Regions from separate parts of the Homo sapiens genome. Here region 2 is linked to region 1. A link is a loop called in an ENCODE intact Hi-C map of the cell type or tissue named here. Cell type or tissue: chondrocyte. All regions are shown on one strand. Each heading gives the region's core, and the rest is flanking DNA. Links, peaks and the distances in the headings are about the cores only. Region 1 has its middle 65 kb from the start of PALM2AKAP2-AS1. Region 2 holds the start of PALM2AKAP2-AS1 (PALM2AKAP2 antisense RNA 1).

Region 1 (15,481 bases), core at 3,752-11,751:
ATAAAGATTTTTGTACAAGGATGTTTATTGTAGCATTATTTATAATTAGGAAAAATTGCAAGCAATCTATTCCAAAATTAGATGATTAAATTTGCTGACAAAATTATAGGCCAGAACATTATTCCACCATTAAAATCCATATTTTCAGAGTAAAAATATGAGAAAGCACTTAAAGTATATTATTAAGTGAAGAAAGCATGACAACACAGTAAGAACCCAAATGGACAGACAGAGAAGAGGAAGCCAAAATATTAAGATTGATTATTCAGAGGTGATTGAATAAGAAGTGATTTTTATTTCCATTTTTTTTCCCCTGTATTTTCCAATATCAACTGTCAGCAGCCATTACCTTTATTTATTTTTTTTTTTTTTGAGATGGAGTCTCACTCTGTCGCCCAGGCTGGAGTGCAGTGGGCATGATCTCGGCTCACTGCAACCTCCGCCTCCCGGGTTCAAGCAATTCTTCTGCCTCAGCCTACTGAGTAGCTGGGACTACAGGCATGTGCCGCCACACCCGGCTAATTTTTGTATTTTTAGTAGAGACAGAGTTTCACCATGTTGGCCAGGATGATCTTGATCTCCTGACCTCGTAATCTGCCCACCTCAGCCTCCCAGATTGCTGAGATTACAGGCTTGAGCCACTGTGCCTGGCCTACTCTTATAATACATTAAAATATTGTACCAAATGGGAAGGAAGAGATATAAATACCACCAAATTCATTCTGCACTTGATGTGGTTTGGCTGTGTCCCCACCCAAATCTCATCTTGAATTGTAGCTCCCATAATCCCCACGTGTCATGGGAGGGACGTGGTGGAAGGTAATTGAATCATGGGGGTGGGTTTTTCCTGTGCTGCTCTCCTGATACTGAACAAGTTTCACAAGATCTGATGGTTTTATAAAGGGTAGTTCCCCTCCACATACTCTCTTGCCTGCTATCATGTAAGACGTGACTTTGCTCCTCCTTCGCCTTCCGCCATGATTTTGAGGCCTCCCCAGTCATGTGGAACTGTGAGTCCGTTAAACATCTTTCCTTTATAAATTACCCAGTCTTGAGTATGTCTTTGTTAGCTGCATGAGAACAGACTAATACAGCACTCAATCCAATATTTTAAATGATTTTTTGCTCAAACTCTTTAATGATTTCTTATGTCCTTCTGAATACAACTGCCCCATGACATCTCAAAATTCCTCTCGGATAGATTGCTTGTTCACAATTACACTTTGTTGTCTCACTGGAAAGCTTGGGCTCTTTCTAAAAACTTACTCTAAAAAGCTCTTGGCATCCTCCCCAAATATTTATTTGAAAATTTTTGCTGGGCTGTGTCTGTCTCACCTGGAGCTCTTTGGATGCTTCATATCCTTTTAATCCAGGAAAGCAGATGTATTATTTCTCTGTTTTCTTTTTCACCACTCTCTTATGTTTTCAAAGTGTTCATTTTAACACCAAATAAAATTAGCCTTTCACTGGAAGGTCAAACATGAGTGTAGCTGGCAAAAATGTACTATGTCAATAATATGACTGGAATCGTAACAATAACAAAGTATGGGATATTGCATATGATAGGCATGGAAATAAAAGCTGAAATGCAACATTTTGTAGTTGGAAAAGGGAATATTTTAAAGAATATTTTGTATTAAGTATTAAATTTTAAGAGATAATGTAAGGTTGGGGTATATATATTATGGATACAGACAACAAAACAATCTACAAGATACCACGGTTAGAAAATAAATCCTTGGGCATGCCAAGGTAATTTATAGATTCAATGCCATCCCCATCAAACTACCAATGACTTTCTTCACAGAATTGGAAAAAACTACTTTAAAGTTCATATGGAACCAAAAAAGAGCCCACATTGCCAAGTCAATCCTAAGCCAAAAGAACAAAGCTGGAGGCATCACACTACCTGACTTCAAACTATACTACAAGGCTATAGTAACCAAAACAGCATGGTACTGATACCAAAACAGAGATATAGACCAATGGAACAGAACAGAGCCCTCAGAAATAATACCACACATCTGCAACCATTTGATCTTTGACAAACCTGACAAAAACAAGAAATGGGGAAAGGATTACCTATTTAATAAATGATGCTGGGAAAACTGGCTAGCCATATGTAGAAAGCTGAAACTGGATCCCTTCCTTACACCTTATACAAAAATTAATTCAAGATGGATTGAAGACTTAAATGGTAGACCTAAAACCATAAAAATCCTAGAAGAAAACCTAGGCAATACCATTCAGCACATAGGCATGGGCAAGGACTTCATGTCTAAAACACCAAAAGCAATGGCAACAAAAGCCAAAATTGACAAATGGGATCTAATTAAACTAAAGAGCTTCTGCACGGCAAAAGAAACTACCATCAGAGTGAACAGTCAACCTACAGAATGGGAGAAAATTTTTGCAATCTACTCATCTGACAAAGGGCTAATATCCAGAATCTACAATGAACTCAAACAAATTTACAAGAAAAAAACAACCCCATCAAAAAGTGGGCAAAGGATATGAACAGACACTTCTCAAAAGAAGACATTTATGCAGCCAAAAGACACACGAAAAAATGCTCATCATCACTGGCCATCAGAGAAATGCAAATCAAAACCACAATGAGCTACCATCTCACACCAGTTAGAATGGCAATCATTAAAAAGTCAGGAAACAACAGGTGCTGGAGAGGATGTGGAGAAATAGGAACATTTTTACAGTGTTGGTGGGACTGTAAACTAGTTCAACCATTGTGAAAGTCAGTGTGGCGATTCCTCAGGGATCTAGAACTAGAAATACCATTTGACCCAGCCATCCCATTACTGGGTATATACCCAAAGGATTATAAATCATGCTGCTATAAAGACATATGCACACGTATGTTTTATTGTGGCACTATTCACAATAGCAAAGACTTGGAACCAACCCAAATGTCCAACAATGATATACTGGATTAAGAAAATGTGGCACATATACACCATGGAATACTATGCTGCCATAAAAAAGGATGAGTTCGTGTCCTTTGTAGGGACATGGATGAAGCTGGAAGCCATCATTCTCAGCAAACTATTGCAAGGACAAAAAACCAAACACCACATGTTCTCACTCATAGGTGGGAATTGAACAATGAGAACACATGGACACAGGAAGGGGAACATCACACACCGGGGCCTGTTGTGGGGGTGGGGGTAGGGGGGAGGGATAGCATTAGGAGATATACCTAATGTTAAATGAGGAGTTAATGGGTGCAGCACACCAACATAGCACATGTATACATATGTAACTAACATGTACCTGCATGTTGTGCACATGTGCCCTAAAACTTAAGGTATAATAATAAAAAAAAAAAAAGAAAATAAATCCTTGGGCATGATGATGTAACTTTTGTTTTTTACTTTTTCTTTTCTTTCTTTTTTTTTTTTGAGACAGAGTCTCACTTGGTCGCCTAGGCTGGAGTGCAGTGCTGTGATCTTGGTTCACGGCAACCTCCGCTTCCCAGGTTCAAGCGATTTTCCTGCCTTAGCCTCCCATGTAGCTGGGAGTACAGGCACATGCCAACAGGCCCAGATAATTTTTGTATTTTTAGTAGAGATGGGGTTTCACCAAGTTGGCCAGGTTGATCTTGAACTCCTGACCTCAAGTGATCTGCCCGCCTCGGCCTCTCAAAGTGCTGGAATTATAGGCGTGAGCCACTGTGCCTGGCCTATTTTTTACCATTTCTAAAAGACATTTCCCATTTGGTTGAATTCAGAAATTCAAATATACATATATATAACTTGGAGTTGTCTTTTGCAATATTGCTGATATTCAGGTCAGTATTCCCAGTAAAATGTATTCAGCATGATATAACTTAACATAAAAATATTTTCCAGGCTTTATCTGAAGTGTGTAGTTTCAGTTTGGTATGTATTTCTGTTGTGACTAAAGAGAAGGATTTTTCTTACTATCTAAGTTTTCTATATATAAGATCCTAGAGTGGTTCTCATTCATTCAAAATATATTTATTGCATACCCAGTATGTTTCTGGCAATATGTTTTTATGATAATTCTATTATGTCCTGAAAATGTCTTACAGTGGTATTTTATAATGGCAAAATTTTTGGCAAGTTTCACAAGTATGTACTTTTTTCAAAATAGCTTCTTTATTCAATGCCAAAAAAATAGAAATTGGACAAATCATCTTGTCAACTTTAATGACTAATTTGGAATCACCGAGAATAACTGCTTATTTATGAAAATCAGAAATAAACCCATTCTCTAAAAGACAGGGGGATGGTGTTAGTGTGAAAGATCCTGCAGTGTGATTGTGTTTCATGAACATATATAAACTTTAGATATATCAGTTTAATATTTGTTAATGATGGGCAGGTACTGAGGTAAAAAAATTAACCTACTTGAGAATATGTTAACTAATCTACAGAGGACATTAGTTTATGCAGTCCTTGGATATAAGAAAATTTGTATTATTTTATTTCCTGAAACTATGTTAGACTGAAGGTCATACAAAAATTAAGAGGTCTTTCATAGTCCAGACCCCTGGAGAAGGATCCACTTGCCTTCAGTCCACACTGGTCACTTTTGAAAGGCTCCTTGGCCAGGTTCTTGTATCTTGGACCTCACTCTGTGAGCCTTGCAGTTTTAGGACAGTGGTGAGGGGACATCTCTGAGAGAATAGATAGATGAGTTCCTGGCACTGGGAGCTTGAGATGGAGTATAGAGCAGAAAAAGCAGGTACTCAGGGGCTGAAAGAAAGAACAGAAGATGCCCTTCTTCAGGCCGGATATTTACCAGCTGGGCAGGTGGGTTGGTGCTCAGAGAAGTTCTCAACTATGACCATGAAGTCAGCAGATTCATACTTCTTCCAAATTTCCCCCCTTTTTAGCCTGTAAAGCCACAGCTAAGCCAGTGCTGGTTCTGAATTACTTCCCTATGCACGATGTGTAAATGATTGAAATCAGATGAGCCATAGACTGTAAATTCACTTGTATAAATGTGTGAATTATTGACATGGATCCAATTAAATGGGGAATGGTAGCAAGAAGTAGTCCTTGGTCCTTCATTGTAGGGAGAAAAAGTTTTAGAGGGAGGATACTGCAGAATGGAGTTTCTGATGGAAAATGTTTCCACCCTCACAGATTTTAAATAACTCTTCTTTAGGGAGGTCAGTGAGGCTACAGGGAGCCAGAGGGTGGCCCCTGCTGACTGTTTCAAGGCTGTCCTTCCCCTCTTCTCAGGCCTTTCACCTGTTGGTGTCATTTCACATGCGTGATAATCTTCAAACCCAGCTCTGCCACCATCTACCTTCCCCATTGCTGCCCTTCTGCCCCAAAGGATTTGAGAACAACATAAAACAATAAATACTCAGCTCCCCATGAGCTGCCATTCACTTCAACTTGGCTCTCACCAGTGCTTGACACATCTTCTCTCCATTTCTCCCTGGCAGGTCTCCAAAAGGGCTGCTTTAAACCATTCCTCTCTCCTTAGCCCCCAGTCCCACATGCTGAGAGTCAAGAGAACATGTGTGAGAACGTAGGTGTGGGCATCAGATGGAACTCAGCACTCACCAGCTGCAGGACCTTGGTTGCATTTCCTAACTACATCTGGAAAAGAAAGATGATCATAACTAGAACTTAACCTTTGAAGGTTTTATGAGCATGAAAAGATGTCTGGAAAGAACTTAGCCCACCAGGACAGGGCTCCGTGAATGTCATCTGTGACTGTGGGTACCCTTCCTTCAAATGAGTGAACAATACCCTCCTCATTGACTTGGAAAACAAGTGCCCCTAGCATGCTCCTTCAACTACTTGATATTAATTTCCACATATAACTCACTCTTTCCACTTAATCGCCTTTTCCAAAATGTACCTCCACCCCTGTGTTACTGGATGCCATTGTTTGTGCCTCAGGCTCCTTGTTGTTGTCATTATCCCACCTTCTCTGGGACTTTCCTTGGCCTTTAGGAAAACTTTATACTTTGAAACAAGTGGGCTGAAATTCTGTCTTCTCTTGGATGACCTGGCACCATCGCTACTATGTGTCACTTGTGTCCCCCACTTCTTCCTGTGTCATCTCCTGTGGTTCAGTTCTTAGTGTTTCAGTCTTTGCTTTTGACCCATTCACTCCAAGGGCTTCCAGAGGATGTTGAATGGGACAAAATATTGCTATGTGACCCACATTTGAGAAGATCCAATGACAGTTGGATCCAGGCACCTCCCTATGACTTACCACTGGGAGGCAGAACTACCCAGTTAAGGAAGGTGGTATTTGTCCTTTTCCAAAGATAGCATAGTGGTTAAGTGCACAGATATTTGGAGTCAGACTACTTGGGTTTGAATCCAGCCTCTGCCACTTACTAACTGTATGCTTTTAGTTGAGTCACTTAACCTAGTTGAATTATTTAACTTCTCTGTGCCTCTGGTTTCTCATTTGTTAAATAGAGATAATAAAAGTTTCTTACTCCATAGGTCAATTGAATTAACTGAATCCACTATTAAGAACAGCAATTATGTCACTATAATTCCCCAATCCTTCTGCCCTGCCCCAAGTCCCACTAAGGGAGGAGAGAAGAAAAGAAGGAATGAACCATGCTTGCCTCTAACTTCAAGTCTCCCCAGCAAGGGATCAAAATCGTGTAGAAGGGAAGGGGAGGGGAAGAGGTGAGATTTCAATCACATTTGAGATAGAAACATTTAACTGGTTTGAAATTTTAATACCTTTTCAAAAAACATGCCTGGAAAGCTATGAGATATGTTCAAGATGTAATTATGAACTAAAAAGGCTGTATTGCAGTTTTTTAGAAAAATAAAAATGATTTCATTTAAATTCACCAACTTGATTCCTCAGTAATACTCATAATAATGATGATGATGGTAGCTAGCTGAATTCAGGATTATTTTTTTGATATTCACTACCATGGCAAACTGTCAAACTTAAAAAATCATTTATAACTCATATCCACTACAATGGATATTATGAAAGATACAAATAATAACAAGTATTGGTAAGGATGTAGAGAAACCCAAATACTCATACATTACTGGTGGGGATATAAAGTGGTGCAGCCACTTTGGAAAAAAGTTTGACTCTTTCACAAAATGCTAAACATAGAGTTACAATATGAGCTGGGAATTCTACTACCTAGATATATTTCCAGGAGAAATGCAAACATACGTTCACACAAAAACTTGTCCACAAATGTTCATAGCAGCATTATCCATAATTGCCAAAAAAGTAGAAACAACACAAATGTCTGTCAATGGAAAAATAGATAAAGAAAATTTGGTATGTCCATAAATAAAATATTGTTTTGCCATGAAAAGAATGACATATTTATACATGCTACAACCTGGATGCACCTTAACAAACACGCTAAATGAAAGAAGCAAGTCACAAAACCTATATACTGTGTGATCCCATTTATTTTAAATGTCCAGAATAAGTAAATCTAGAGAGGCAGAAGTTAGATTAGTGGTTTCCTAGAGCTGAGTGTGGGCTGGGGTGGGAAGTGACTACTAAGGGTATTTTGGGTGATAAAAATATTCTAAATTTAGATTATGGTGGTGGTTGCACAATTATTTTAATATGCTAAAAACCATTGACTAGTACACTAAGTGAGTGAGCTTTATAGAGTATGTAAAATTTATATCTCAGTAAGTTATTAAGAATCAGCTTATTATTCTCCAAGTTTTGAAAACAGAGTCACAGTTTCCCTGACCTTGGGCTTTAATCTTTACAATAAATAACCTTAGCCTCCTCTCTCTGCATGGCCTCTCTTTCCACTTGGTGATGGCAGTGGACATGTGTCATTTTTCTGGCTGCCAGCATTTGAATCCATTTCCAAGTTTAGAGAACTGCCCCCCTACCACCACCATTTATGAGTCTTGGTGGAGTGCATCAGCCGCCTCCCATTATAAAATGGAAAACGCTGGTACCTGCTTGCTAAAGTTTAGAGGCCCCCACCCTGCCCCAGCTTTGAAGTCAGGCACTTCAAATACAAAGATACACTTCAGATACAAAGAAGTGAGGACAGTGGGAAATCCATTCTGATGGCAGGTGAGCAGTGACAACAGCCAACTTGGTTTCCAGGGACAGCGTCCGTGTCCAGTGCCAGGTAGTGCAAGGCATGGCCACACTGTGCTCAGCAGGAGTGATCTCACCACATTGACTTTTGGCTTGATTTTGCCTGTGACTAAATGCTACTTAGTCTTCTGGTCCTGCCTGTTTCCAAGCCTGTTTCTTTAACTTTCCCACTAATTGTGTGAGTTTATTAATAGCCTTCCGATCAGTTCCTTTCCTTCCATGCTCAGTTTCTCTGCTTGCTCCTAAGAATCCTGTTTGATACAGTCAGCAAGGAAGGATAATTTTCACCCCAGTCTCCAGGATCTTTCTTTAGATTCTGTAAGCATTTACTTATTTAGTGACTACTTTGTGCCATCCAATAAATGATCTCATAATCGCATAGTGGCACCGATACCAATAGCTCCCATTTCACAGATGAGGAAACAGGCTCATTGAAATGAATAGCTTGTAGATTCAAACCCAGGCCAAGCCCAGTGCCTTTCCCATAAGATCTTCATGGCCCCTTCTCCATTTTCACTGACACCACATCTCGCTCATTATTTACAGAACAAAAGGTCCCACTCCTCTCCCTCCCTCCACTATCTTTCTTCTTTAAATCGCTGTGGGCATCATTGTCATATTTCATCATAAGAGTATTGTTGATTCCTTTGTACAACAGCTGATGATGACTCCCTACTGTTTAGGTGATCAGACCTCAGGAAGGTATTTCCTGATCACATCCAATGCCTCCTTTGTCTCTGGCCACATCTTTTACTAATTCTAAACAAGCCCATCACATGCTACAAGAGTAAGTCCTGTTTTCTCTTAGTCTGGCTCAACTTACTATAGACAGCAGGACCTCAATCAATACCCTTAATCTGGAGGCTGACTAAAGACAAAATATTGAATTCACTCTTCATATTTTCATCATAAACCCCAAATTCTATGACAATGATGATTTTGGAAACAATAAATTAAGCATCAAGCATCATATGGCAAAATCTATTGGAATGTAATATTTTTGGCAGGAAATCATTTCAGAGTGGAAAATGTTTGCTAAATATAAACACTGCAAAGCCATGTGCACCGCCAAGACTTTATTATTAGATTCTCAGGGATTTTTATTTAGAAGCTGAGGAACTTGCGAGGCTGTACAATTCCTGGAATGGAATTTAGGTTTGCTTTCTGAAATCAATCCAGGCAAGCCTTTTTGCACATGAGCATTCTTAGAAAGTCTTTGAATGTCTATTCTTACTCACTTCTATGGGTGGCACAAAATCCAAAAATAAAATTACCATGAGGTTCTGCTTGCTTCCTGCTTTAGCGACACTGGAAATCCTCCAGGGATAGCTCATGTACTTTGTAAGTTCTCCTTTGCCTCTCTCATTGCCAGCATTGGGTAGTTGAAACCTAGACTCAGGACAAGATCTGGGATGGTGTGAACGTCAGGAAGGCTGTGCAGGAGAATTCAGAGGACTGGGCCACAACTGCTAAGGGTAGACCTGGAATGCAAGGGCAATTCACAGAGGGTTGGTCAGCAGGGATGGGGCCAGCTATAGTGGTACTTGAGCCTGTCAAGGGGCTGAGCAGAGAGGCCTGGCCTGACTCCTACCTTGCACTACTCTTCTCTCAAATGGGAATACTGGGGGAATCCAAACAGATCCTGGCCATTAGCAGGAGAGATTGAAGAGACCACAGCCCACATCCTGGGGCACTGTAGCATGTTCCTTTTATTGCTGGATCTGGCTGTAACTTTGGGACCTGACTGTGACACCCTGTGTAGTTATCTTGTCAAATCCCCTTGTAAGGCCCAGCCTAGTGCTTGGATGCCTGACACTTGCATCTTCTTTCTGTATGCTTCTTCCTGCCTCCCATGTGACTTTGTCAAGATGGCTGTCACTCCATCTTTGTTGCTATGAGCTTTGAGCCCCTTTGGACAACTCCCCTGGATGCTGCTTGCTCACCTGGGCCACTGCCTGTTGTTCAGGCCATGGCTTTCCATCAACACTATCTTTTACCGTCTCTTGCCAAGTCAAGCCTGTGCCCTCAGGGCCAGTCTTCCTTCATACAACTCTGTGAACAGACCTAATTTCAGACCCTGACCATGTGTTGACTTCACCAGGCTCTACTCCTCAGAGGGGTAGCAGGAGCTGAGGAGGCTGTCAGGGGCCCAGGCATGGGTTAAAGGCTTTGGTAGCATGAATAGAAAGAATGGGTCAGAAGCCCAGACTGATGGACACAGGCATCAGGGAATGCACCAAGGAGACCAGGGCTTCATTGGCTCACAGGTCCCTGTGCTAAAGAGGAAAGCACATCCACAGTTAAAAAAAGCTGCTCTTCCTTCAGGTGTATACAACCTGTAGCGATTTGAATGTTGGCCCCAAAAGGATATGTGCAAGTCCTAACCCCTACTACCTGTGAATATGATCTTATTTGGAAAAAGGATCTTTGCAGATGTAATTAAGGATCTTGAGATTGAGATCATCGTGGATTACCCAGATGGGCCCTAAATCCAATGACAGGTGTCCTTATAAGAAGAAAAGAAACAGTGAGAAGAAGGCCATTTGATGATGGAAGCAGAGATTGGAGTGGCGTAACTACAAGCCAAGGAATGCCAAGTATTGCTGGCAGCTGGCAGAAGCTAGGAGAAAGGCAGGGAACAAATGCTTCCTCAGAGCCTATAGAAGGACCCAATCGTGCCAACACCTTAGGACTTCTGGCCTCCAGAACTGTGAGAGGATAAATTTCTGTTGTTTTTGGTCAGTTTGTGGTAATTTGTTAAAGCAGACTTTGGAAAGTAATGCACAGCCCCAGAAGGAGACATGGCTTTTTGGGTAGAGCACAGGCTAACTTTCAGCCCTTCCTGCCCAGCAGTCTGGTTTCTTTGTGCAAGGCACAAACTACACCACAATTTATCAAGGCTCTGATGGAGACTGAGAAACCAGAGCCCAAATCCACAGAAAGAATTAAAGGAGTCAGCATTTGGTAACAGGAAAAGAATGAACTCTATAGGCAGATGGAAGCCTGGGATTCTGACACTGTCGCAAGTTAGTATGATGTTGAGCATCAGTTTTTTTCACCTGCAAGACGGGGTGGGAAGGGAAGTAGCACTTGTTGATCACCTTTTGGGAATGATGATTCCCTTGAATTCACTGGATGGCTCTCAGGATTGGATGACAGAGTACAGTGCTTGGTTTCCCGTCTGTCCTCAACAGATATTTATTTCCTGTCCCCTCCTCTCCTCACCTTGGGTAACTGGTATTAGTGTTGCAGGAGCAATAAGGATACTTGAACTCTGCTACAACTTTGCTTAAGCTCAGAAATGTTTGGAGCCTCTTGAAATTGCAGCCAATGGTGTCTGCCATTGGCTCCATGGGCCTTGCAGGGAGAATGAAGTTGATATACCTTCTGGAAAAGAAAGAGCAGGGAAAAAGCAGGAGCTACAGTTTATAAATTCTGTTTCTCCAACGTGGCCACAATTTGAAATCTACACTGCATGTTTATTCTGTTTGTAGCACTACATGCATGCAAAACTGGTTGAAGACAGTTTCCATGATGAACACAAGCATTATAATTGCCATGTTGATCTCCATAGGAATTCAAGTGGAAAAAAGGTTCTTTATTCCAGGATGCCCATATTTGGACATTGTTGCCCTTGCCAGACAAGAGGGAATGACCTTGTTCTTAATTTAAAAAAAAAATGGAAAGGTGGTGGTAGTAGCCTGGTAGTAGCCTTGGTTAAAAGATTATGGGTTCACACTTTTCTACCAAGTGGAATCTGTCTGGCTATTCTGAAGCATAGAGACATTCTATGTCTTCTGAACATAAACAGGAGAGTTTGTTGAAATACAATATTAATATGCACTACTGAGAAGATTTTGATGGTTCATAAAACCCTCATGAATCATGGATGAGAGAGTTACTGGAGTCTCACAGATCAATTAATTAGATGTACAAAGTGTATACATTTTTCATTTGATTATATTTTGGTGTTGTGTTATAGATATTTGGTAGATAAAGTGAATCCAAGTATTTATTTAAAAAACTACTTCAAGACGACATTGGAGGGTGGTTAGTGAGTCTGAGTTGAAGGATTATGAGGGCCCCAAGGCTGGTCCTGAGTGTGCTGGTTAAAGGGGTGCACAGGCACCTGACATAACAGAGCTGGGAGTCCAGCAACTAACAGGAGAGAGAAAAGGTGGCATCCTTCTCCCTGTGAAAGTCGCCTTAAGAAAGCTTAGGCTCCACTTATGGCACAGAGAGCTAAACATACATCAGCTTTTCCCTCCAGGGAAATCCTTCGGGGTACTCTGAACACATTTCTGTTGGATTAACAGGGCCCTTAGTGAGATGGTGTTAGGCTGTCCAGCGACTGGGATCTTCCATTTCTTTCAGAGCAGGAGACAGCAAAATCATGGCTTTTGTTATCTATCTATATATACTTATTAATGAAGACATTCCAAATGAATGATGACTTCCTGAGCTATCCTTGTGGCATGTGCCTGTCCTTGTGTGAGTGCTTGTGTGTGTGTGTGTGTGTGTGTGTGTGAGCAACTCACCTAAAAAGTAGGCTCTAGAGTAGGCTCTAAAGAGCTTGGCTGTGCCTTTTGAACTGACAGATACATATACTTTATAGAACTGTGAACTTTTTCACCCAATAAAACAGGGGTAATACAAGAGTCTTCTAAATCTTTATGTTTCATGTCAGTATTACCAGGAATTCTGAGGCCGAAGTTCATTGCTTACAGGGTAGTTAAATAAAGATGTTAAAGGATTAGCTAAAACATTATCCATGTATTATCCTAGAGTCAGTGGTAATATCTACTGACAAAAGAGAAGATTAACCTCAGAGCTTTTTGCTAAACAGCAAGCTGATGCTCAAGTCACGTTTCAACATATTTCTTTTGCAAGGAGGCTCTTTTATCTCTATCCAAGGTGATACTAATAGACTTATGGAATACGTTTTCCCGGTCTCCAGAAGTGTGTCAGCTTTCCAATGACGTGTTTTTTCCAATAATTCAACTCATCAGATTCATCTGGAAACAGTTGTTTTGATGCCTTCTGTCTTTCATGTGGTGCCCTAATAAAGGCTGCAGAAGGAATATGGTTTGCAGAAAGATTAAGGTGACCCAAAGATGTATTAATGCCCTGCTGATGTTCAAACAAGCCAATGGCTTTTTCTTTGGAAGTTTAGGTGTTAGTAGAAGGAGGCACAGAGGCTTGGAGTTACAGAATGTTTGGCCCAGAAGAGCTTAGAGATCCCATACCCATCTCACATTTGGGAGCCCTCTGTGGCTCCCCATTTAGGTGGTCTCCAGCCATAGTTTCTGCACATTCAGGGCAGAGAAAGCTCACTACTTCCCCAAGGCAGTCTATTTCCACTGTTAGACCATGATAACACAAGAAAAGTACTTCTGAGCTGAGCTGAAGTGAAATATGCTTATGCAACATTTGGTCCTAGTCCTGCTTTCTAAAGCACAAAGAATAAATCTCTTTCACCCTGATGGGCCACACAGTCCAGATGAATGGATGGAGATATTGGGTTTGACTCTGCTCCATCACTTAAGTAGCAGAGCATGTTAGAATCTCTCAGAATCTTGGCTTTCTGGTCTCTTAGACGAAGATCAGGATCCCCATCACCTGGGCCATTGTGGAGTTTGGGCCAAATAATATATTTTAACCATCTATCATGGTACTTGGCACATGGCAGGCATTTATTGAATGCTCCCTTCTTCCTTCTTCTTGGGAGCTCTTCAAACACTTGGAGGCAGCAAGTCTATTTTCCTTTGGTTTTCTCTTTTCCCAGCCTTCATGCTGCAGATCAAAGGAATGGAACTGAAAGTGGGGGCTGGGAAATATCTAAGTCAGTGTCTCCTAAAGTGTGGGCATCAACAGGTGGTAAGAAAGGTTATTTTTAGATAGCACATGCATGATCATTTTATAATTTAAATATAAATCTATCTATCTATTTAAATGATATATTTCATAGCTGTCCTGTATTATGTCAGGGAATACTATTTTTCTATATATGCTAGTGATATAAAGTCTCCTTTAAAATAAGGTTATTTAAGAATAAAGGCAAATCAAGTACAACAAAAGCTGTTATTATTACCTTGTTGAAAATCAAATGAGTTTCCAAGCAAATCAAAGTCTATTTCAAAAATCTCATTAGCAAGCAGATCTGAAGAAACGACATGGTGTATGACTCCAACTATGTGATATTCTGGAAAAGGCAAAACTAGAAAGACAGTAAAAAGATCAATGGTTGCCAGGAACCTGGAAGGAGGAAGGGATGAATAGGCAGAGCACAGGGGATTTTTAGGGCAGTGAAACTACTCTGTATGATACTGTAATGGTGGATATTTTTACATATTACATTTTTCAAAGCCCATAGAATGTACAACACAAAGAATAGGTCTAGTAAACTATAAGATATTAATATTAGCTCATCAACTGTAGCACATGTATCATACTAATGCAAGATATTAATAATAGGAGAAACTTGAGGGTATATGGACACTCTTTGTACTTTCTGTTCAGTTTTTTTGTAAGCCTAATACTGCAGAAAGAGTCTATTAATTAAAAAAAATTAATTAGCTAGACAACTTTCCAGCCTGATTGTTTATTCACTGCCATTTCTCCATCTGTCTCAGGGACATTTCATGTCAAAAACCAAATTAGTCACCTTTCTCTACAGAAGAGTACTGCTATCTAGTTACTTCCAATTGTTAACCTCTGAGATCCTCCCAACCTTAGAGAATATTGTGCTCCTATTCCTCCTTAATTTACCACCTTAGGTTCATTACGAAATCTCTCTGTCCCTCTACTCCCTCCCTTTACTGTCTCTGGAATCCCAAACCTTCACAATTTCCACAACTATTGCCATGGACTGGGAGCTCTCATCACTCCAAGCCTGGGCTACTCTGATTGCCTCTTGGATGGTCTTCTTATCTTTAATTTCTCCTCCATTCCAAGATCATCCATGAACAGCTGTTAAAATCAGGTTTGAATACCAATTTCACCCCATTCCTTCTTTGCTTGAGAATTTGCAAACCTCTGTTTCCAACCATCCAAGTGGGTGGAATGGTCAAAGACCTGGATATTACCTGTGCCCACCAAGTCAAGACAAGGACTTGGATGAGCAGCTACTAGCTGATCCAACAAAGATAATTAACACCGATAATTATGACCATGTATTGAACACCAGTAGAGGATGCTGTGGTTCGTGCCCAGGATGAGGTTCTCATTCCCTCACCCAGTGGCTGGCACTCTCAGGTGAGCCCCTCTCTAGGAATTGCCCTCACCTGAAGGCAGCCACCTCCCAGGGCCAGCACAGACTTGATGACTGGTGGATGAGGAGGAATAACGGCCCCATCTCCTAGCCATGAAGCAAGATACTTCAGAAGGGTCAGCTGAGCATGAGAGTTCC
Region 2 (15,481 bases), core at 2,385-10,384, 64 kb after region 1:
GCAGGCTCAGTGATTTGTGAAGAGGTTAAAATTGCAAATTCTGGCTCTGCCACATCTGTGCTATATGACCTTAGGCAGTTCCTTAATTTTTCATGTCTTAAGTGGAGACAATGCTAGTACTTCTTCACAGAATTGTGATGAGTTAAATACTAGTAAGAAGAGTTCAGCACATGTAAGTGCTCAGTAATGTTACCTGCAGTCATTGCCGTCTTCATCACCATCATCATGATCACCATCATCATGATCATGATCATGATCATCATCATCATCATCATCATCATCATCATCATCATCATCAATGACATCTGTGGTTTTTAATAGTGGCTGCATAGTAAAATCACCTGAGAAATTTACAAATAGATCCTGATATAGTTAGTCTGGAGTGGGCATTGGGTAAGGGTATAATTTTAGAGCAACCCGCCTTTAAAAGTCTGATGTGCAGTCACAGTTGAGACCCAGCCTTGATCTGTGCTTCTCAAACTTGAATTGTGCACAGATCACTAGGGCAGTTTGTAAAAAATGCAGATTCTGATTCAGAAGGTCTCAGGGTGTTGATAATCTGCATTTCAAACAAGCTCCAGGTAATGCTGCTGCTGCTGTCACAGACCACAGTATGAGGCATCAGGTTTTAGGGGATGAGTAAAACCTCCTGAGCCTGAGATGCAATGCACAACATGGTCGGGGACTTGGTATCAACCCAGTGACCAATTGTGATGGAGGCCACATGGTTCCTGGTTATACCCAGGCCTGTCATATGCAGAGTGTCACATGCCTGCCTTCTGGAATTCCCCCAGCTCCTCACTAATGTCCCAGGGAGGAGAGGCAGGCAGGCTGTCTTGGGCTTCTCTGATAAGATATGTCAAGTGTACATGCATTACCTTCCCTACTGTCTGGGGAGTCCTTTCGGAAAGCACTTAAGGACATGCTATGCACTGAGCACTTAGCTCTTTATATTGTGGAGCTCAGGGTCAACGTTTTGCCCATAAAAGGGCCACTTGTGTAGGTCAAACTGCCGAGTCAATGACCCTGCCCAGTGGGAATAGTATTGTCACCCCTGTTTTTGGCACAAATGATTTGAGTGTTTTCCAAACATCATTAAATGCCAAGGTCCCTGACCCTAAATGTGGTTCAGGTGTAGGGACTCAGAGGCCCACAGCTAGACTGGGCAAGGGAGGGGTAGAAGATTAAAATGGGAATGACTGACAGGCATAGGCTATTAATTCTCAAAGGTTGGCTCTGCATCTTCTTGCAGACTCATTGCGATTTCCTCAAAGCAAGGCCTTCACTGCCTGGTTGTGCATCATAGAGTTCACAGCATTGTGAAATCACCCTTAAGGCAAAGCTGACAGCATCTTTATTTATTGTGCATGGATTTCATGTTAACCTCATCATCCTTTTGCTGCATGTTGATAAGGCAGAAATAGTGAGTCATTTAAATAGCGGATTACAAAGACTCTGATGTAGTAAATCTACCCTCTAGGTTTTCATTTCATAAAGAATCTGTGCATTATTTATCATCCTCATCAGCAGAATAATAAAAGCCAACACAGACCTTCTCATGAACCCCATAATGTAGATATTATTGTCCTCAGTTTACCCAGGATAAAATTGAGGCACAGAGAGGTTAAGTACCTTGCCCAGGGCTCCCCCATGCCAATAAATATGGAGCTGACGTTGGAACCCAGAGCCTTGCAGTGCCAGTGCTGTTAGCCACTGTCCCCGACTCCATTTGTGAGAATGCTGCTGACTGGCATTTATGAGAGTGCTTAGTACCTGCCAGACACTGTGCCTGGGGATTTACATGGATTATCTACTTTTACCCTCAAAACACCGATATGAGTTAGGCACTATTAATTTCATTTTCTGATTGAGAGAGCTGATGTGAGAGAAATGCAGTGATTTTCTCAAGTTTAAACTCACCTTGTAAGCTTCAAAGCTGTGATTGGAACCCTAGGGGTCCATGTTCCCCTTGCTCATGTGTTCTGGCCCCTCCTCAGCTGACTTTGGATTTTTGTCCCCTCCTACTGCTCCCTCCAACCCCAGAGTGAAGGTCTCCTGGCTTTGTCCAAACATTAGTTCCATCAGGGCCGCCCCACCGGCCTGTGCCCACCCTAATACCACTTCCTTGGAGTCCCTTTTGCCATTGGAGATGATGCATTCACAGGTTCCAGGGATTAGGGCGTGGGCATCTTTGGAGGCTGTTGCCCCATCTACCCCTACCACACCATTTTGCAGGTCTCTCACATGAATCCTGCAGGATCTTGCTGGTTTCCCTGCTTACATCTTCTTCCCTGCCTCATCCCTGGCAGCTGGAGTGACCTTTTAAAATGTAAATACATTACTTTGCAGTTTGCTTAACCCCTCCCAAGGCCGAGATCTGGTGGGGCCACCCTCTGGCCTCCTCTCCCTGAACCCCTCCCCTCGCTCCCTCTGCCCTGACATGACTCCATCGCTGGCTTCATTCGGGGCTGTCTGATTGTCACTTCCTCCTCCCATACCTAAACCATCACCCCCATGCCACTCTCTCCCCTTAGTGTTGGCTTGCTTCAGAGCATTCCTAAGTTACAGTGTGCACTTCTCTACTCTTAATGTCTCTCTCCCTTCCCTGGATTCTAGGTGGAAAAAAGGCAGCTGATCTCTAGCACATGGGACAATGCCTGGTTCAAAGCGTGGGCTAATACATTTAGCAGGATGGAAGGAGGGAAGGTGGGATGGAAGGAAAAGAGGGAGAGAGGGAGAAAAGAAGGAAGGAGAAAGGAAGGAAGGAAGGAGGGAGCAAAGGCAGGTAGGTAGGAAGAAAGGAAGGAAGGAAAGAAAAAGAGGGAAGGAAGGAAAGAAAAACAGTGAAGGAAGGAGGAAGGGAGGGAAGACAGGCAGGAAGAAAGGTAAGAAGAAAGGAAGGAAAGAAAGAAAGAAATGGAAGGAAAGAAGGAAGGAGGAAGGAAAGTAGGAGGGCAGGAGGGAGTAAAGCAGGCAGGCAGGGAGAAAAAAGGAAGGAAGGAAAGAAGGAAGGAAGGATGGGGGAGTCAGCTCAGTTGATTGTCCTTTTAATGTTTGTTATCTGAGGCCTTATTCCTTAGGATGACAGTCCAAGTACTTAAAAAAAAAGTATCCCTTTTGCCTCTTTCAAATGCATATTTTTTATTCTTAAATTTTTTATTGATACATAATGTTTGTACATATGTATGGGATTTATGTGATATTTTGTTACATGCATAAAATATGTAATGATTAAGTTAGGGTATGTGAGGTATCCAGCACCTCAAGCTTTTATGATTTTTATGTGTTGGGAACATTTCAAGTTCTCTCTTTTAGCTATTTTGAAATATGCAATTTTTTAAATAATACTGCTAAATGTTCCTGATACTTAAGTAGTTCCACACAGTCACATACTACAAACAGTAAGCTCATCACCTGATATTATTACATCTGCCACTTAGAAGCTGTGTGACTGGAAGCACTCTGTGCCTCAGTTACCTCATCTGTAAAATTCAGATAATAATAGTGCTACTCTCATAGGCTGATATGAGGTTTACATTAGTTAATATATGTAAAGCACTTTGAATGAATTCAGTAATATAGTCAGCACCATGTAAGTGTGTATTAAATTTAAAAATAGACCAGGCAAGGTGGCTCATGCCTATAATCCTAGCACTTCAGGAGGCCAAGGTGGGAGGATTGCTTGCACCTAAGAGTTTGAGACCAGCCTGGGCAACATAGTGAGACCCTATCTCTATTTATAATAAATAAATATAAAAACAACTTAAGTTCAAGACTATCCTCTCCAGTCTTCTATTCATACTTTTATTTAATTTAAAAAGACTGTTGGAAACTTTCAAGTTTTTACTTGCATTAGTTTGTTTCTGCCTTATCAGAACCCATAAAAATAGTAGTTTTTACTGACATTAGTTTGTTTCTGCCTTATAAGAACCCATAAAAATACTAGTTTTTTACTCCTACGAAAGTGAAATGGCAAAAGTGTACCTATGCACATTATTTTTCCCACCAATGGTCATATTCTTAGCAAATAAACGTTTCCTCTGTGGGCTGGGGGTGTTACAATGTTTTTAAATAGTGGGATTATCAAGTTTAGGGTTTTATTGGCTCAGAGGGCAAGTGTGAAATCTTGAGTCTGTCTGGTGCTGGGGTTTGAAACCTGATGCCCATGTGTCACTTGCTTTATTAAGTCACCACCTTGGAAGGGCTGCTTCCTCCTTATTAATGAAAAGCCTGCTCCATTTGTTTTGGCTTGCACCAACCTAACAGTGTCTTTAAATCAGCGACAGACTGTTTTCCTTGGAAGCCACAGAGTCCAATAGTTTTGGACTAAGCTCAGATTCTGGCTAGAACTTCCAAACTGGAAGTAAAATGACTTCACCCAACAGTGGTTGGGGGGAAAAGCCAGGCAGGCTTTTGGAAAGTGGATTTTTAATATTGGAGGATATTTGTGAAGGTGCCTGATGAGATGGACCTAACAGTGTTTGAGGGTGATGTGGACAAACCGTTTTATTATTCTGTTTCAACATAGTGCTATGTTTTATTTAAATGAATTTGCAACTTGGGGTCCTGAAATCTATTTTTGTTTTTGTTTCCACCTAGAATAGAAAGCACTTTCAAGCTTATCCTGGGAGGCAAGAATAGATTGAAAGGATAACTACTGTATGTAGATGCAAAGGAGGTACCTTCTCGGGGAGATCGGGTGAAGGCTGTTCTCCCTAGAAGAACTAAAGGCTGGGTAGACATGGAGTCAGAGGAAGCTTTGGTTGGGAGAAAGACAGTGGCAGTAACCCAAGCCCAGAGAGGGGATTCCTTGGCATTTGTGCCTTTTCTGTGCCATCAACAGTGAAAAGAACTAGAGAAGGGCAGCTCTCAGAGCTCAGACAGCCAATGGTTGGCTAGGTCAGAGGAGCTCTTGGGCTGGGTCGGAGTTGGCCAGACTTCTTGTGCTCTTCCATTCATACCCAAAAGGAGCTTCTGGGTCTTGAAGATAAACCACTTTCTCTTGTTCCTCTCAGTTGCTCTGATATTCTAAGACCCAGAGCAGATTTTTTTTTTTAACCAGGAGTCCATGAGTCTTCTAAGAATGTCCTTGGAAGAATTCAAGGAATTCCTGATACCCCAGAAACTATACATAAAATGCTGTATGCATGTGCACTGCTCTGAGAAGGAGTCTATAGTTCTTACCAGATTCTTGAAAGGATTCTGTGAACTCTTCTCCCCTAAAGCTTAGAATCACTGTTCTGGATGGTACCAAAAACCACACAGTAGAACACTTTATACTTTTGTCTCCCACCTCTGATAATAAATGCAGAATTTGGCATAGTCAAAATGTTACAAAAGGTTTGTACAGCATCAAAAGACCTTGGATTGCAAATTTTACAGGTAAGAGGCAATGACCAGGTTAGCAACCAGTCAAGAACATTCATGAGCAAATGCTGGTCTAGTCTGAAGGGCCATCTTGGGTACACTTGGGCACAACTGGTGCTGGGCTGAACATGCCACTCAGGAGTTTTTACTGGAACACAGGCATGTAGAAACACATCTAGAAGGATATAGGTGTCAACATCCAGAAGGATACAGGTGTCAACAGATAAGATTATGCTCATAATTAGAAAATAGAATTCATTGAGCATCTGCAATATGCCAGGAGCTTTGTATACATTATCTCATTTGTTTGTCACAATAATCTTATGAAATGAATACTATTGTATTTCCCATTTTACAGACAGCATAGCTTAAACTCAGAGAAGTCAAGTACAATTCTCAAGGTCATTAAGTGGTAAGAACTGGAAGATAAGGTCAGGTTTGTCCAATCTATGCTTCCTCCCAACTTAAGTAGCTTCATCACATGCAAACAATGATCATGGTGGCTTATGGGACACCAATTAATCTGACAAGAGCTCCTTCGAGGCTGTGACTTTATAATTTTTAGAATTAACTGAAAGAGTGGCAAGTTGAGCATTCAATTTGCAAGTCATGCTATGTTTGGAATTAGGAGGGATAACCCCTTTTCCTTCCCAAAGGGACTGACAAGCATACCAAGAGGGGGTGGGATTTCTGGAACTCTGTGAAGTTAACAAGAAGGGACTTGGAAAGTTAGAAGAAGGAGGGGGAGCTGCATTCCAAGCATAGCTCATGGTATGAGAAAGCACCAAATTTGGAATGGGACGAACAGATGAAGAAGGTGTCAAGTTCTCTGGGGAGGAGTGGAGGGTACTAGACACCAAATACAGGGTAAAACTCTGGCAAGATGCTGTGGTGACTTATCTGAGCCTAAAACAAAGGAGAACCATCCCAGAATCCTAGAAATCTCCCTTCCCCCAAATCAATGAAGGGAAGTTTCATAATGATGGACAGAGTCCCAGATGGAAATTGACTACCTGTTCTACAGAAAGGTCTTCAATTCTAACAGAGAACTCTCTGATCGCAGGAAAAGCTATCTCAATTTCAATGACTTGTCCACTGACAGAAAATAGTGTAAGAAGGGCTCACTCTGGGGGAGTGAGAAGTAAGGCATTAGAGGAGGAAAGATGATAACTGAGTGGGAAGAAAGAAAATCATGAAGGACCAACAGGAGGCACCTGGGTCGCAGCCCAGGGAGCATTAATGATCCTACCTCCAGTTTTAGGGGCACAATACTTAATCCGACCCAGAAGGTGGAATGCAACAACCTCCCTCTCCTCCCCTCCCACCCCAGAGGCATTACCGCAGCAGATAAACAACTGGCATGACCCTCCAATAGAAAGCAAGATCACCTTTGCAGCAGAAGTGGCCCTGCCAGCTGCCCTTCTTCTTTCCGTGGGGACAGACACTGTTTTCCCTGGGGAGGCCAGAGAGCTGCTGAGTCTTCATTTCCTGAAGGGTTGGGCCAGATTTGGGAGCTCATGGGAGTTATAGAACTGCTTTTTCTAATTTACAAGTTCTAAAGTCTTGTTCCTGGTCACTTCCTTCTCAAAAGCGAAGGGCGCAGAGGCTCCTGTGGAAACACCTTCCCTTGTGAAGTCTGCACAGAGTCCTCACAGAGCCTCTGGAGTGGCTACCTTCCATGTGCTGGCTACCACCGTCTTCTTCCAGGGAACTCCACAAGGCTCCTGGCTCCCAGTCAAGCAGCCGCCTTTGTGTCTGTTCTTTTTCCACCCCCACCTCCCCAAGTATGCCTTCTCTAGTGGGATAAATTTAGCTCTGAATGAATGCAGAAAGAAGAACACATTAAAGTAAACACAGACCAAACAGCATTCAAATATAGGTTTGGCACACACACACAACTGACAAAAGATCCAAGTTTTTCTGTTTCCTTCTCTTCTGCTTATCTCTGTTTCTCCCATCTCATCCTCTGACTGCTACACTCTTTTCTGCGTGTATTTAAGCTAATTAGATATGTAGATCAGAATGTGGGGCTGTTGGTCTTCAAACCCCATGAAGGGGAAATCACTGGAGTGACTGAGAAACATCAAGGAGTGAATGAGAGCCCCAGGTGGTGCTGGCATTTTCATTTACTGGCTTGATCATCTTAGAAACCCTTCCAAAAACTTGAAAGCATATTTTATCTTATGTGTTAGCACAACCTTTTCTCCCGGTGCACTGAGTCTACAGTGGCTATAGAATGTTGCAAGGTCGGGCCGGGTGTAGTGGTTCATGCCTGTAATCCCAGCACTTTGGGAGGCCGAAGCGGGCGGATCACGAGGTCAGGAGATGGAGACCATCCTGGCTAACACGGTGAAACCCCATCTCTACTAAAAAGACAAAAAATTAGCCGGGTGTGGTGGCGGGCGCCTGTAGTCCTAGCTACTTGGGAGGCTAAGGCCGGAGAATGGCGTGAACCTGGAAGGCAGAGCTTGCAGTGAGCCAAGATCGTGCCACTGCACTCCAGTCTGGGTGACAGAGCAAGACTCCATCTCAAAAAAAAAAGAATGTTGCAAAGTCTTTTTTTTTTGATATGGGGTTCTCATTCTCTCATCCAGGTTGGAGTGCAGTGGCACGATCATGATTCACTGCAGCCTCGACCTCCTGGGTTTAAATGATCCTCCTGCCTCAGCCTCCTGAGTAGGTGGGACTACAACCATATGCTGCCACACCTGGCTAATTTAAATTTTTTTTTGTAGAGGTAGGGTCTCACTATGTTGCCCAGGCTGGTCTTGAACTCCTGGCCTCAAGCTATCCTCCCACTTCAGCCTCCCAAAGTGCTGGGATTGTGGGCATGAGTCACTGCACCTGGCCTGCAACACCTTCTAAACATCTTCCCACCAACCAGTCAGCATGTCCCTAAGCCCTACTTTTGAAGTATTTTATTTCACTGTAGTTCTTCACTCTCACAGCATTTGTAGTTCTCAGAGCACTTTCTCATTCACGAACTTTAAACTTATAAGAATCTAATGGGACTAGTTAGCTATCCCTGTTCCCAGTTTACAGATGGAAAACCTATTCCCATTTTACAAATAGAGAACCTCAGTTCAGAGCAGGCAAGTGACTTGTACAAAGTCACACAGCAAGTGGCAGAGTTAGGATTAGGACCTAGGATTGATACTTTGTCTTATGTTCATTCCACTCTACCATGAGCTGCTTTGGGGAAAGGCAGTTTGTCCGGGAGGCCCTGGCTGGGAGGGTCACACATTAGTAATGAGCAATTTTTGAGACTGGCTAGGATCCATTTAGTCAATATATGGAGGGTGTGCAAGGGGCAGTTGAGACCTCTGTCATTCCCAAAGGTGTCAGGCAGGCACAGCATCCATAGGTGGTAGGAGCTGAAGCTAGGCTTTCCCAATTTCATTATTCATTCCCCAGCCAGCAGGGTGGACAGGATTTAGTAGGCAGGCCACCATCCCTCCACTGCCAACCCCGCAGGAAATTTCTCTCTTGTCAGCAGTGCTGACTTGCAGAATGTACACGGCATTATTGAAACATGGTTAACAATGAAAGTGTTGATGGCCACGCTACCAAAAGGGATTCCAAGCTGACGGAGCACATCGTGGTCATTGTGCTAAGGTAAACCAGACTGGCCCCTAAGCTCTCTGAGAAACCAATGACCTGACTGTGTCTACTGGCATCAGATAACCAGGCTGGAGTAGAACCTGGCCTTCCCAAAGACTTTCTAGTTTGTAGCTAATTCATAGCCAAACCTAGAATTGTTTCTACCACAGAGCACCTTCAATATGTAGGCATGTAGCTCTCTTCCTAATACTCAAAAATTAAGCTGTTCTTCCCATATTTTCCTAGGATTTAATCTATCTCCTCTTAAATTTTTAAATTCCTTCTTATTTATAATTGTTAGATTGACCCACACTAAAAGATAAGACTGTAGATGTCTAAGAATCATTAAAAGCAGAGTCTAGTAAAGGTGTTTCTAGATAATAAATGACATAGGGCAGAATCCTCTTGTTTAAAAGATGGAAAATGAGAAGTACTGACTAATGGGAGGAATGTTAAGAATACCGATAGCTCAACCCTTAAAAAAAAAAAAGCCTACATAAAAGGGTGGATAAAATGAAGTCATTCACTTAAGTTGGTCCATGGCATTTTTCATGAAGCAATGATTGGGTTGAGTGATCAAGATTACCATTTCCAGAGCACCTACCATGGCCAATCACAAGCCTTTTACATCTGTTAACCTTATTTATTACAACATCCCTGTGAGAGGGCTGAGATTCCAACTTGTCTTCAGAGTTCCTGTCTTTTCTGTGTCATATCTACCTCCTACTTCCTAATCCTACTTTTCAAAACTTTTGTCATTAACAGGACTACCACTCTGGACCAACATCTGAATAACACAGTATTTAAACTTATCAGATATGACAACCCAATGAGACTGGACATCACATATTTTCATTTCCATCTTAATGTAAGGAAACTGTCATTCTAATCTATTATGTGATTTGTCCATACTACCACAACAAAATAAATGTAGAATGATCTCTAACCATTTGGCTCTAATTGATTCCCGTACACTCTCCTTATCTACCCAGTTTCCTCTAGGGACTCATGTTGATCAACTGACATTGCCAAAGCTAACCAAGAGAAAAGGAAGTCATCACAGTGAAATATTGATATTCATTTCTAGCCAGATTTCCAATTGCTCATTTTCAATCTGCTATGTAAAGACCTTAGCCACTATATACCTTAAGCAACATTCAGCCTAGTTTATTTTTCACAATGGTGCTGTTTTCTGACTTCTTTCTATCTTCTTGCTCCATGGGGACTCCCTAAATGAATCTATCATTTGGATCCCATGGAGAAAAATAGCATATACTTGAAATCCCATCAACTTTCCCAAAGAGCTAACAACCACAGGAGCCAAGAGGACCACAGGCAATGTTCTCCTTCTTTTGATTCTGTGCAGCTATCACATATGTTTTAAATGACCATTTATTTTCAAAAGATCCCAGGCAAAAAAGAACTAACACAAATATAAACATTTGAGGGGATCCTGGCATTCCTTTCAAAATTACTTTTGTCCAAGGGAAGCTTCAGGTTGCTGGGAAATGTCACACTCATAGCTCTTGCTCAACAAGACTGACTTTTACTCACACAACGGGCCTTGGCAAGTCATTTCCCTTTTGGTATACAGAGCTCTTGTTTTCCCCACAAAGGAATTGGCTATGATCGTTTGTGATTCTCAAAGGACTCATGTTCTAAAATAGATTCTGAAATTTTTATTAACAAAACATCTATTTTGCATATCTAGCATTCTGTATCCTTTTCGTATAATGCTTTGCAATGAAGCATCTATCATAAAAACCACTAAACCGTACAGATGGTGTTTATGCAACACAATTTAATGTCCCAGCAAGAACTAGTGATTTGTTACATACATTATGCATCATTGTGATGTATATATCCAGATTTTAAATGTTTGGAGGGCAAATAGTCACCAATATCATTGTGGCACTAGACTACGATTTTTTTTCTTAATACCAGGCCATGGCCAAACATCTAATATAAAATAATTATACAATATGTTTATTAAATAAATAGCATAGTTTGGGTTTTAAATGCCTGTGTTTGTAATGGGTTCAAAGATTTTAAAATACTAAAATTTAGAAAGTTGAAAGAAGTGCTGGAAGAGGAAAAAAGATTTTCCCTCTGCTCCTTGGCCAACCATCAGGCAGTCATTTCATGTGCCTTCCTGTTTCACCTAGGGTTCTTGGTCCCAAGCAACAGAAATAGATTCTGGCTGATAGGAGCAGAAAAAGAATGAAATGAAATTGTATTAGATAGCTCACAGGAGAGATGGAACGTCCAAAGAAGGAAGCTTGGGCAATGGGTACAACCAAAGGTGAACTAATAGCCTGAAGGAATTCTCTAACATGCTCAGTCTCCAAAATTCTTGGCAGGCACACATGCCTGACTGAGCCGAGATTGCCTGCCATACCATGGCTTCAGGGGGATCTGGGGAACAAGTGTCTGATACCTCCCAGCTTCTACCACAGGATGTGGCTCTGCCTCTCACTATGGCTTTTAATATGGGAAATCCCCAAAGATGGGAAGGAGTTCACAAATTGGCCAGCCAGAGGAAAAAAAAATGTGTATATGAACAAGTCTGTTACACTTCCTACCTGGCCAGAAGCATTTTGAATTTCCTCTCTTCTTTGGCTTTTTGTCTTACCTGCTTTGATAATCCGCAACACTGAATAAACACAAGCTTTTTTTATTGTGGGTCTCAGGGCAGTTAAAAATCACTTAGGAAGTACACACTATTGGTCATGAGTCTTTAGTCTATTCCTAGTAAATTCAATTAGTACAAAGGTTCTAAACCCATCCCTAACTCCCACATCACCCTGTAGAAATTTAATTCTGTACAGGTCTTCAGGAGATTCTGATGCAGATTTCTGATTAGGAACCATGTTTTAGTCTTTCTCATCTTTCACAGTTTCTTTACAAACGATTTCTATTTTTCTGAAGCCCCAACCCTACGCCATCAGTCTTAATCAATGACTCTTTGTTCAATTGGGAAAACCAGTCCATCTGATGCAAATTCACTTAACCTCTCTCCTGAGAGTTGAACTCAAACTTTCTTCTTGTCTTTATCCATTTCTTCCTCCTTCCCTACTTCGTTATTCCTTCTTCCCAAGGCTAACTGGCTAATGTGATGCTCATCTGAATGTCCTCTTGACTAATTAGAGACTTTGACTAATATTCACCTTCCTTTTTGACTGTATCTTTGGCCTAATTTCCCTGTTGTCTAATTTGCTTTGACCCCCAAACATCCAAGTCTTGCCTGACCTAAAAACCCTTTCCACTAGACCCTGCTTCCCATGGGCTATGTTCCTGTTCTCCACCTTCATCTTTCACATCTGAAGAGCTGAAAGAAGCAGTTTGTACTCATGGTTGCTTCTCTGATCTCTCGCTCATCCCCATTTTTGTTTGTTTTATTTTCAACATTCACTTGGTAGCAGTCATTCCTCACCTCTTGTAAGTGCTTCCAAGCTCATCTTCTGGACACAAGTCACTCATGGCTTACTGACAGCCCTCCAATGGTCTCTTCTTCATCTGCATCCCCCATGACCTTTCAGAAGCATATGACCCTGTTGAAAACCTCTTTCCTTCTTTGTGGCTTTTGGTGCAAATCCCTTTGAATTTTTCCTTCTACTTCTCGGATGATACTTTATCAGTCTTCTTTGCTGGGCTCTCTCCTCTTCTTGCTCTGTTTTCTCATCCTGGCTGTTCTCATTTCTTTAGCTGTAACCGCAAAGTAGATGACACTTGGATGTGTGTCCCCAACCCCGATTCTTCTATTCAGAGTTCAGATATTTCCAACTGATCACTTCCAAAGGGTGCCCAGGCCCTTTTCCTTCTCCATCTCCCCATTCCATCACTCCTTTTAAAAATTTATTGCGGTTAAAAATACAAAACTTAAAATTTACCATTTCAACCACTTTTAAGCATATGGTTTGATGACAGTAAGTACATTCACACTGTTGTGCTCAATCATACCTTTTAAATATCTGTATAGCTGGGAGTAGAAGGACCATTTCTGGTTCAATTGTTTATTCCTGGGGCCTGCTTCTATCTCCATATCATTGGCCAAGCCTGGTGCTTAATGGTTAAGAGCATGGGCTCTGGTGAGTGTGATCTGAGTTTAAATCCCAGCTCTATAACTGTAGCTGAGTCTTTCAACCTCTCTGGTCTCATTTTCCTCATCTTAGTATTCTCTACAATCACTCTGCTGAAGCAATAACAGCTTTGTTTATTTGTGAGCAAACCCCTTTAAATAACTTGTCCTGCTGGGGCTTGTGCTGGAAATGAAGAAAAAAGGATGCATTTGAAGAAAAGGATGGGCTTAGCCAGAAAGTAGAAGTTTCTGATATATTGGAGTGGGATGTAGAATCTGGCACTGGCTTGGATTTATTAAACAATCAGCTCCACCTACACTTGTTATGAAAAAGATGGGAAAACAATCCATCAGTAAACGATTTTGGTGAGTGCTTCCATCTTTGGTCAGAGGAGTAATTGTTCATCAGTGACAGGTGAACCTCTGTGAAAATTGAAAGGGCAATTTAGTTGAAATGGAAGCATTTATTCAGGAAACAGGTGATCTGGGAAAATTTGATGTGCATTTTTTTTTTTTTTTTTGAGACAGAGTTTCACTCTTGTTGCCCAGGCTGGAGTGCAATGATGTGATCTCGGCTCACTGCAACCTCTGCCTCCCAGGTTCCAGTGATTCTCCTGCCTCGGCTTCCCAAGTAGCTGGGATTACAGGTGCCTGCCACCACGCCCGGCTAATTTTTTGTATTTTTAGTAGAGAAGGGGTTTCACCATGTTGGCCAGGCTGGTCTCGAACTCCTGACCTTAGGTGATCCACCCGCCTTGGCCTCCCAAAGTGCTGGGATTACAGGTGTGAGCCACCGCATCTGGCCTGATGTGTATATCTTTTAACATGCCTTTAAATCCTATGGCTCTAAAGAGGCCATATTAGTTATTTCAGTGTTTATTTCATTTGATGAAGAAACGTTTGCATATGAATGTTGGGAATTCTAGCAGGTCCTGCCTCAATGTGAAGAGGCATTTTTTTTTGCTTTTGGCATTGATCTCCTTTTGGACTGGGCCTGATCCACTTCTTACATCCAGTCCAGGACCTGTCACAAAAGACTCACATTAGTACCACATGGTATCCTGTTTTAGTAAAGAATAGGTGAAATATTTTAGTGAGTAGATCCTACTTTTCCTTTCAGATGCAATGAACAGAAGACCCTGAAAGGATTTCAATCCAGAATGTCACAGGATAATAAGAGCAGATGTCTGTGATGCCCTTTACAAAGCACCTTTACATACTGTCTCTCATTCGTCTCTAATGACACCTATGTGATCCTCCATTTTTTCAGATGAGGAAACTGAGGTTCAGAGTGATTAAGCGAGTTGCCTGAGATTTCACAGCTAACACATTGTGAAATCTAGTCTAGCACCCAGGACTAAAAACTCTCGGCTTCTTTTAAGGCCACATATCGCCTCACCAGAAGGGTGGCCTCTCTGGAGATATACCCTACCCTCGGCCGACTTGATATTGAGAACTTGGTCATCTTAAGCATGTGGGCCACTTGGGCAAGGCAGCCCTTCCCAAATTGTAAATGTCCCCACGTGGAGCTCAAGCGTCTGGCTTGAGCCAGAAGGTGCCCTGAACACTCGGTGGCCCCAGCCCCCACGTAACAGCACGTGCTCGGGTCCCACATTCGGTCAGACGCCCCTCTCCACTGGCATCTGCCCGGTGGAGGCGCCACTGCGCTCTGCCTCCGCCCCAGCAAGCGCGTGTCCACGCGGGCGCGCCACGCCAGCCGTGCGCCCCAGCGGCTCGCCGTGCGCCCGCGCCCCAGGTGCCCACTGGCTCGCGCGCCCTCCGTCTGCGCCTTGGAGACCCGCGGCGGCGATCGCTCGGAGCCGCCTTGGACCGCGGCCTCGGGTCCATCACACTCCAGGGGCGGAGCGAGGCACCGAGACGTCAGGGCGGAGAACTAGCGCCGGGCTAGCGCGCCCTCCCGGCGGCTGCCGGCGTCCCACGTCCTCGGCTGGCGCGGCCGGCGGCGGCGGCGACCGGGAGATGCAGTGAGCGGCGGCGCTGGGGCGCAGCCAGGCGGCCGGGAGGGCGGGGGCCAGAGGCTGAGCCCGGGCGAGCCCGCCGTGCGCACAGCTCTGCCCGCCGCCCCTGGAGCGGATCCCCAGCCGTCCCTGGGCGTTCTCCCGGGTTCTAGCAAAGCCCCCCGGGGTGCCCATCAGTTTCCTTGGGTGACTACAGCGTGTGTTTTTTCTTTCCTCTTTCCCCTGCCTGTGTGCCCTTCTCCAGGATGGCAGAGGCGGAATTGCACAAGGAAAGGCTGCAAGCCATAGCAGTAAGTCCACTTTCATTTTATTTTCTTGCTCTATTGTCTGGGGTGGAAGGGGGCCCCCGAGGGTTTCGGGGCAAGCGGCATGCCAGCACAGTAGCCGCAGGTCATATGTTCCAGGGGCTAAAACTCTGTCAGGGCTCAGCTAGGCTGCCTTTTCTTTTCTATGTCTA

What was found. Hi-C counts contacts between places; a loop is a spot of excess contacts. Peaks named below come from ENCODE experiments on the same cell type or tissue, not always from the same donor. Only the 100,000 strongest peaks of a DNase experiment are listed, where the experiment ranks them.
Region 2: a loop joins it to region 1, with 2.0 times the contacts of the local background. A loop is called at or near these places in 16 of 110 quality-filtered maps.

Annotation. Positions count from the first base shown.
Region 1 is chr9:109,699,421-109,714,901 of GRCh38, forward strand. It overlaps a transcript of PALM2AKAP2 not described here. Among named protein-coding and RNA genes, the nearest start is that of PALM2AKAP2-AS1, 65 kb to the right of the region's middle. RefSeq lists a silencer at 6,129-6,423. In chondrocyte, for the core only: no CTCF peak of the experiment used is centred there; no DNase peak of the experiment used is centred there.
Region 2 is chr9:109,765,220-109,780,700 of GRCh38, forward strand. PALM2AKAP2-AS1 (PALM2AKAP2 antisense RNA 1) reads right to left here and starts at 7,052. Exons shown (of 3, transcript NR_171891.1): 1 at 6,756-7,052; 2 at 194-341. PALM2AKAP2 (PALM2 and AKAP2 fusion) reads left to right here and starts at 14,979. Exons shown (of 11, transcript NM_007203.5): 1 at 14,979-15,314. The coding sequence starts at 15,270. In chondrocyte, for the core only: a CTCF peak has its summit at 6,031; no DNase peak of the experiment used is centred there.